2 separate regions of the Homo sapiens genome follow, and region 1 is linked to region 2. Evidence: chromatin loops called from intact Hi-C (ENCODE). Cell type or tissue: heart left ventricle. All regions are shown on one strand. Each heading gives the region's core, and the rest is flanking DNA. Links, peaks and the distances in the headings are about the cores only.

What was found. Peaks named below come from ENCODE experiments on the same cell type or tissue, not always from the same donor. Only the 100,000 strongest peaks of a DNase experiment are listed, where the experiment ranks them.
Region 1: a loop joins it to region 2, with 9 times the contacts of the local background. A loop is called at or near these places in 43 of 110 quality-filtered maps.

The regions. Positions count from the first base shown.
Region 1 is chr6:36,722,335-36,726,725 of GRCh38, forward strand. It overlaps RAB44 (RAB44, member RAS oncogene family), which reads left to right. Exons shown (of 14, transcript NM_001257357.2): 9 at 1-399; 10 at 3,528-3,609. Among named protein-coding and RNA genes, the nearest start is that of RAB44, 27 kb to the left of the region's middle. RefSeq lists enhancers at 2,507-2,566, 4,325-4,391. In heart left ventricle, for the core only: a CTCF peak has its summit at 2,462 (motif pointing left); a DNase peak (open chromatin) is centred at 2,455.
Region 2 is chr6:36,612,878-36,617,268 of GRCh38, forward strand. No RefSeq gene overlaps it. Among named protein-coding and RNA genes, the nearest start is that of MIR3925, 7.4 kb to the right of the region's middle. RefSeq lists a silencer at 281-481 and an enhancer at 2,188-2,237. In heart left ventricle, for the core only: a CTCF peak has its summit at 2,456 (motif pointing right); a DNase peak (open chromatin) is centred at 4,244; H3K27ac peaks cover 304 bases.

The DNA of each region.
Region 1 (4,391 bases), core at 258-4,257, 110 kb after region 2:
CCACTCCTGGAAAATCGGCACCTCCAAGGGGCTCTCCTCCCAGGGGGGCTCAGCCTGGGGCTGGAGCAGGACCCCAGGAACCCACGCAAACCCCTCCCACCATGGCTGAGCAGGAAGCCCAACCCAGGCCATCCCTCACGACTGCTCACGCAGAAGAACAAGGCCCGCCTCACTCCAGGGAACCAAGGGCAGAGAGCAGGCTTGAAGATCCAGGAATGGACTCCAGGGAAGCTGGGCTGACCCCATCCCCGGGAGACCCCATGGCTGGAGGGGGACCCCAGGCCAACCCTGATTACCTCTTCCATGTCATCTTTCTGGGAGACTCCAACGTGGGCAAAACATCCTTCCTGCACCTGCTGCACCAGAATTCTTTCGCCACCGGATTGACAGCTACCGTGGGTAAGGGCATTGGGGAGGGCGGCAGGGAGCAAGGAGAGACGCAGGGGCCAGGGCCAACGAGTGAGAGCGGGCCCAGACCAAGCCCTCCCTGAGGAAGCTGCAGGTTCTGCCCTGGCCACGGGCCCTGCATTAGACATTGTTTTATATGGGCATAACCTTACTATTTCACTAATCGTCTCTAATTACAGGTAATTTGTTTTTTCTGCATTGATCTGATTAGCTTATAAGGTGCCACATCAACAATGCACCCTGCAATTTAGGTGCCTGCGAGAGTTGATGGTGAAAACAAGCAAGTATCCACTCATGTGGCCCATGGGCAGGCCAGAGCAGGTTCTGTGCTGGTTGGATTTGCTCATGACTAGCTCCAGGCTGGGCAGCCATGGTCTGGCAAGAAGTCACCTTGGGCAAGTTGGATATTTTACACAGAATGTATTTGTAGAGTGTGGTAAATTAGGAAGCCAGGTGCCTGAGTTCAAATCTTAGCCCTGCCACTTATTAGGGTCTGAATTTGGACAAATGATTTAACCCTTTTGAACCCCCAAATCCTCATCTGCATAATGGGGACAACAGTAGTGCTGCCTTCCTAGAGTGGTTGAGGACTAGTTAATATGTCAAGATCTTAGAATCATAACTGACATGTAGTGAGTACTCAGTAAGTATTAGTTATTATGGTTGTTATTATTATTATAAGTAAATATTTGATCATGTCTAACTCAGTGGCTCCTGCAAGAAATGGCCGAAAGCAGAGAGCCTTCCCTCCCTAAAAGTATCAGGATATGTGGCCACTGAACCCTGTACAGAGCTACAGAAAAGCAAACCCAGCCGGGCGCAGTGGCTCACACCTGTAATCCCAACACTTTGGGAGGCTGAGGCGGGCGGATCACAAGGTCAGGAGATCGAGACCATCCCGGCTAACGCAGTGAAACCCTGTCTTTACTAAAAATACAAAAAATTAGCCGGGCATGGTGGCGGTTGCTTGTAGTCCCAGCTACTCGGGAGGCTGAGGCAGGAGAATGACGTGAACCCAGGAGGCGGTGCTTGCAGTGAGTCGAGATCGCACCACTGCACTCCAGCCTGGGCGACAGAGCAAGATTCCGTCTCCCAAAAAAAAAAAAAAAAAAGCAAACCCGAGGGAATGGAGGGGAGACCCACCTAGGGACAAAGAAGTCACGCCTGTCTTTGTATTAGACCAGGGCACATGCCGACTGGGGATCAGAGCCAGACCAGTCGGTAAATGACAGCCCCCCACAAGAGAGGCCTGGGGCAGGTTCTCAAACTTTTCTTGCCCAAGAAGCCTCACCTGGGAGCTAGTTAGAAATGCAGTTCCCTCGGGAAGAGGAAACCTATAGCAGGCTGGCCTGATGTTGAGTGGGGTCACAGGTTCTACAACACTACCATTATTTTATTTTATTTATTTATTTATTTATTTATTTATTTATTTATTTATTTTTTGAGATGGAGTCTCGCCCTGTCACCCAGGCTCCAGTGCAGTGGCACGATTTCTGCTTACTGCAACCTCTGCTTCCTGGGTTCAAGTGATTCTCCTGCCTCAGCCTCCCAAGTAGCTGAGACTACAGGTGTGTGCCACTTCACCTGGCTTATTTTTGTACTTTTAGTAGAGATGAAGTTTCACCACGTTGGCCAGGCTGGTGACCTCAGGTGATCTGCCCGCCTCAGCCTCCCAAAGTGCTGGGATTACAGGCGTGAGCCACTGTGCCTGGCCAAGGCTACCATTATTAGTCACCTAAGCTACTGTTTACTGACCACCTCCCATGCACTAGGCATCTTCCATACATGTCTTATTCCTTACAACAGCCTTCCTTAGAATGGAGCCTCCTCCTTTATTATGTGGTAAGAAGTTCTCACAAAATTCAATCAAGAAAAACACAGCTGCATAATCGTGAAACCAACCAACCAATCAACCAACCAACCAACCAACCAACCAACCAACCAACCAACCAACCAGGCAAGCCGGCATGCACTGCTAGCCTGCTGGGAGTACCTGAGATCCAAGTGCTTGGTCCAGATCTGTCCCAATCCCAAGCTATGGTTTGCTGCCCCCCGGTGGCTATCGTCTTTTCTGGTTTAAATACCACAGGAAATGATCCTGCCTTCATAGGTCAATATTTCCCTACCTAGTGTCACCTTCCCTCCATTCCTGCTCCCCCACCTCACAAAATAAGAACTCTACCCTGCCTGCATTTGAGGACGGGACCAGATAGAGAATCAGAGCCAACGGAGTTATATTTGAATGTACATTTTCCATATCTATCCCCATTTTACAGATGAGGAAAGCAGAGAATTGAAGACCTGGTTCAGTTTCTTGCCCTAGCTGGGCCCCCAAAGTTAAGGCCACCTACCTTAAAAGCCCTGCCTCCACACCAGAAGTTTTATCCTCTTTTCAGTTCAGAATTGCATGCTCTCTGGGTCACTTAAAACAGCATTTTTTTTTTTGAGATGGAGTTTCACTCTCGTTGCCCAGGCAACAAGATTGTGCAGCTGCGCGATCTCGGCTCATTGTAACCTCCGCCTCCCGGGTTCAAGTGATTCTCTTGCCTCAGCCTCCTGAGTAGCTGGGATTACAGGCATGTGTCACCACGCCTTTTAAAACAGCATTTTAATCCTCCAGCCACTCTGCAGTGTAGGTCTTTCTAATTTGCCACTTTGCAGACAAGGAAAGAGAGGCTCACAGAGGTGAAGTGACTTGCCTGAGGTCCTGTAACCAGTGTAACAGTTGCCTGAAGCCAGCATTCCTTCTGCCCCTCTGGGCTCCTTGTCTCCCCTGCTGTCTCGTTAAGAGAGGAAAGTGCATGCAATAATTAGGGAATGGAACAAAGAGTACTGTAAAAATAAAATAATGAAACTTATATTCTGGGTGGCCTAAGGAATGAACAACATAGACAAGGTGCCCTGTGTTGGCACAACTTGCGGCAGGGAGGTCTGGGAAGGCTTCTTGGAGGAAGTGGGTCCTCGAGTATGGATGGGATGCAGAGCCGAGGGGAAGCCCGGCAGCCAAGGGCTCCATCGCACCGCAGCTGGTACAGGGGACAGGTGTATACTGGGGTAGGCCTTGGCTAGGAGTCCTGGATGGTAACTTAGTAGGCTTCACCCCTCTCTATGTGTCCTAGGAGTAGATTTTCGGGTCAAAACCTTGCTGGTGGACAACAAGTGCTTTGTGCTGCAGCTCTGGGACACAGCTGGCCAAGAGAGGTAACAGGCACTGTATATCAGTGTGTCAGGAACCTAGGCTGAGCGTAGGGGTGCAGAGGGACAGGGAGCAGCCCTAATAACACAGGCAGGAGGCAACTGCCCCCCAAGGATTCAGGAGGTCAGGGAAGGAGAGATGAGTCAAGCCCAAGGCAGGGGAGAGAGGGCAGCAGAGCCAGAGGTCCCTCAGCCTGGCAGGGCATATATTAGGGCTTCCCAACATGGTCATTAGGGGACAGCCACCCAATCACCTGTCCTTCTAAAAATGCTGGTCTTCTACTTTCAACCTAGGCAGTAGTGATCAAAAATTTTTTTTTCTTCTTGAGATGGAGTCTCGCTGTATTGCTCAGGCTGGAGTACAGTGGCGTGATCTGGGCTCACTGCAACCTCCACTTACCGGGTTCAAGCGATTCTCCTGCTTCAGCCTCTGAGTAGCTGGGACTACAGGTGCCCACCACCACATCCAGCTAATTTTTGTATTTTTAGTAGAGATGGGGTTTCATCATATTGGCCAGGCTGGTCTCGAACTCCTGACCTCGTGATCTACCTGCCTCGGCCTCCCAAAGTGCTGGGATTACAGGCATGAGCCACGGCACCTGGCAGTGATAAAAACTTAAAAGGCATATCTTATTTGATTCTGCAGTTCCACTTCTAGAAATTCATTCTATAAATAGACTCATATGACTATAATAACAAAGGGACCAGGACCAGTCATAGTATTCTCACTTGTGTTATGAAACATAGGAAACAACCTAAATGTCCATCAATAGGGGACCAGTTAAATA
Region 2 (4,391 bases), core at 257-4,256:
CCTTCCAAAGTGCTAGGATTACAGGTGTCAGCCACCGTGCCCAGCCAGGTTTACTGAATATTTTAAGCCTACTATTGAGACCTGCTCAAAAAAGATTTCTTTCAAAATATTACTGCTCATTTACAATACACCTGGTTACCCAAGAGCTCTGCTGGAGATGTACAGGGAGATTAGTAGTTTCATACCTGCAAACACAACATCCACTCTGCAGCCGGTGGATCAAGGAGTCATTTCAGCTTTCACGTCTTATTAAGAAATACATTTCATAAGGCTATACTGCTATAGATATTTATTCCTCTGATGGATCTGGGCAAAGTAAATTGAAAATCTTTTGGAAAGGATTCACTGCTTTACATGTCATTAACGACACATGCGATTCATGGGAGGTGGTCAAAATATCAACATTAGCAGTTTGGAAGAAGTTGATTCCAACCCACATGGATGACTGAGGGGTTTGAGACTGCAGTGGAGGAAGTAATGACAGATGTGGTGGAAAAAACAGCAAGAGAACTAAAAACGGAGCGTAGAGATGTGACGGAATTGCTGTAATCTCATGATAAAACTTGAACGAATGAAGACTTGTTTCAATGGATGAGCAAAGAGTGGTTTCTTGAGATGGAATCTATTGCTGAAGGTGCTGCACACATTGTTGAAATGACAACAAAAGATTTGGAATATTGCATAAACTTAGTTGAAAAAGCAATGGCAGAGTTTCAGAGCATTGACTCCAACTTTGAAAGAAGTTCTACTGTGGGCAAAATGCTATCATATAGCATCAGATACTACAGAGACATCTTGTGAAAACAAGAGTCAGTTAATGCGGCAAACCTCATTATTGTCTTATTTTAAGAAATTGCCACAGCCACTCCAGCCTTCAGCGACCACAATCCTGATCAGTCAGCAGCCATCAACACTGAGGGAAGACCCTCCACCAGCAAGGTTATGTGGCTGAAGGCTTATATGATTGTAAGCATTCCTGGGCTTAAGTGATCCTCCTGCCTCAGCCTCCTGAATAGCTGGGACTACAGGCCCACACAACTATGCCTGGCTAATTTTTTTTTTTTTTTTTTTGAGACAGAGTCTCATTCTGTCACCCAGGCTGGAGTGCAGTGGTGCGATCTTGGCTCACTGCAACCTCTGCCTCCTGGATTCAAGTGATTCTCCTGCCTCAGCCTCCCGAGTGGCTGGGATTATAGGCAGCCACCACCATGCCCTGCTAATTTTTGTATTTTTAGTAGAAATAGGGTTTCACCATGTTGGCCAGGCTGGTCTCGAACTCCTGACCTCAGGTAATCCGCCTGCCTCGGCCTTCCAAAGTGTTGGGATTACAGGCGTGAGCCACTGCGTCTGGCCTGTATTTTTTTAGAGATGAGATCTTACCATGTTGCCCAGACTGGTCTCAAACTCTTGGGCTCAAGCCATCCACTTGTTTCGGCCTCTCAAAGTGCTGGGATTACAGGCATGAGCCACCATGCCCAGCCCCTGTACATTTTTAAATACATAATGCTTTTGCACACTTACAGTACAATGTAAACATAACTTTTATATACACTGGGAAACAAATTGTGTGACCTGCTTTATTGACATGGTCTGGAACTGAACCCATATATATCTGAGGTATGTCTATATGTGAAATGTGCACATAATGTTTTCTTGTGCTAAGTTCCCCAGCTTTTGAATTTTTATTTTTTTTTTAGATGGAATCTCCATCACCTGGGCTGGAGTGCAATGGCGCGATCTTGGCTCGCTGCAACCTCTGCCTCCTGGGTTCCAGTGATTCTCCAGCCTCAGCCTCCCGAGTAGCTGAGATTACAGGCACCTGCCACCAAGCCTAGCTAATTTTTTTTGTATTTTTAGTAGAGACGGGGTTTCACCATGTTGGCCAGGCTGATCTTGAACTCCTGACCTCAGGTGATTTCACCTGCCTCAGCTTCCCAAAGTGCTGGGATTACAGGCGTGAGCCACCGTGCCCAGCCAGGTTTCGAAAAATTTAAAGCACTTTTTATATTTTATACCTGTAATGGATTCAGTCCTGTGGGCATGGGCAATTCTTTGTGTGCCAGACATTTAATATCTCTGTCCTCTTCACCCTACAGCCAGTTAACCTCCCTGGCCAGTGTGACAGTCATTAAAAAAAAAAAAAATTGGCTGGGCGCACTGGCTCATGCCTGTAATCTCAGCACTTGGGCTGAGAGGCAGAGGTGGGAGGATTGCTTGAGCTCAGGAGTCAGTCTGGGCAACATAGCAAGACCTTGTCTCTACTAAAAATAAAAAATTAGCCGGGTGTGGTAGCACGTGCCTGTTGTCCCAGCTACTCTGGAGGCTGAGGTGAGAGGATCGCTTGAGTCTGAGAAATTGAGGTTGCAGTGAGCCGTGATTGCATCACTGCGCTCCAGCCTGGGGGACAGGAGTCTAAAAAAAAAAAAAAAGAAAAAAAAATGCCCAGCTACCCACTAGGAGGCAGTACTGCACCATCGAGAATGGGCCAGACTTTTTGCCTGAGGTTGCACATCTCTTCAGGGAATTGAGTCTGCACTGACTTTTCCACCATGACAATAATAACACATTAACAAAGATAATCATAACAGTAATTACTGATCCTTGAGCTTTATGTATCAGCATTTTGCTAAACATTTTACATATACATACTACCTACTCACTTAAACCTAACCACTTGAGGGAGGCTCTGTTACCCTATTTTGAAACCAAGGCTTAGATCCAAGACCCATGTTAAGTGCTTTGTGAGGAAGGGGTTTTACTGAAGTGCTGAAAGAATGGGATTTGGATAGGAAGTTGGATATATGAAGAGCCAAGTGCATAAAAACAAAGGCAGGAAACTAAAAGGTTCCATGTTGACAGGTTTAAAACCCTATGAATTTGTTCAGAGCTTTAGAATGGTAGGTAGACTAGTAGAATGTCAGAGCTACAGGGACCTTAGAGATTATCAGGGATGGTGATTTCCTTTTTCTTTTTCTTTTTTTTTTTTTTTTTTTGAGACTGAGTCTCACTTTATTTCCCAGGCTGAAGTAGAGTGATGTGATCTCGGCTCACTGCAACCTCCGCCTCCCGGGTTCAAGCAATTCTCGTGCCTCAGCCTCCTGAATAACTGGGATTATGGGCGCCTGCCACCACGCCTGGCTAATTTTTATTTTTTATTTATTTATTTTTTTTGAGACGGAGTCTTGCTCTGTCGCCCAGGTTGGAGTGCAGTGGCGCGATCTCAGCTCACTGCAAGCTCTGTCTCCCGGGTTCACGCCATTCTCCTGCTTCAGCCTCCTGAGTAGCTGGGACTACAGGCATCCGCCACCACGCCCGGCTAATTTTTTGTATTTTTAGTAGAGATGGGGTTTCACCGTGTTAGCCAGGATGGTCTCGATCTCCTTGACCTTATGATCTGCCTGCCTTGGCCTCCCAAAGTGCTGGAATTACAAGCGTGAGCCACTGCGCCCGGCCAATTTTTGCTTTTTTAGTACAGACAGGGTTTCACCATGTTGGCCAGGCTGGTCGGGAACTCCTGACCTCAGGTGATCTGCCTGTCTCGGCCTCCTAAAGTGTTGGGATTACAGGCGTGAGCCACCATGCCCAGCCAGGGATGGTGATTTTCAAACTTTAAACATAGTTAAAGTTTTTGGAATGAAATCTTATGTAGAATACAGAAAACAGCTAAAAATGGTATAGCTATAAAAAGTATAGGTTCTAATAATATTGGCTCATAAAGACAAGAGAAATCCAATTTCCTTCTGTTATTTTGGTTGAATAGAGAAGTGCAAATGGTAACATTTTTTAACACTTTATTTTGCAATCCCCGAGGTGACAGGATAGGAAGGTCCATCCCATAAACAACCTAGAAGCACAGACGTCAGAAGAACATCACCCCAACATGTTTATAGGCATTTGGTTGAATAGGTTTTATGTGGGGGAAAAAACAGAAAACTTAAAAATTGTTAGACCTGTATATATTTTCAACTCAACCAAGTGCCTGTGAGCCCTCTGCAGCCATAGTGGGAAAAGTCCTTATACTGCCCACACCTTCATGCTACAGATGAAGAGCCTGAGGCCCAGGGAGGAGGAGGGGGTGGCTGAGACTCAGGGAGCCTAGGGGGGCCATCTCCAGGGGCTCGGCCTCCTGCCACCCCATCCGGTGCCCTTTCTGAGTGACCAGTCATGACATCTGGTATGGCAGTGTGCTGGAGCCTGGCTGTTCAACCCCTCACCCTGAGAGGGCTCTGGCCACTTGCCCATCTCCCTGGCAGATAAAGCCTCAGACAGATGGCAAACAGTACTTGGCTCCAGGAATCAATTCAGGTCTGATTCACCAGTGGTTTGTGCCCGAGCCAGCGCCACAGGCTGTCTCCTTTCCCCTGTTCTATCACTCACTACCCTCACTGTGG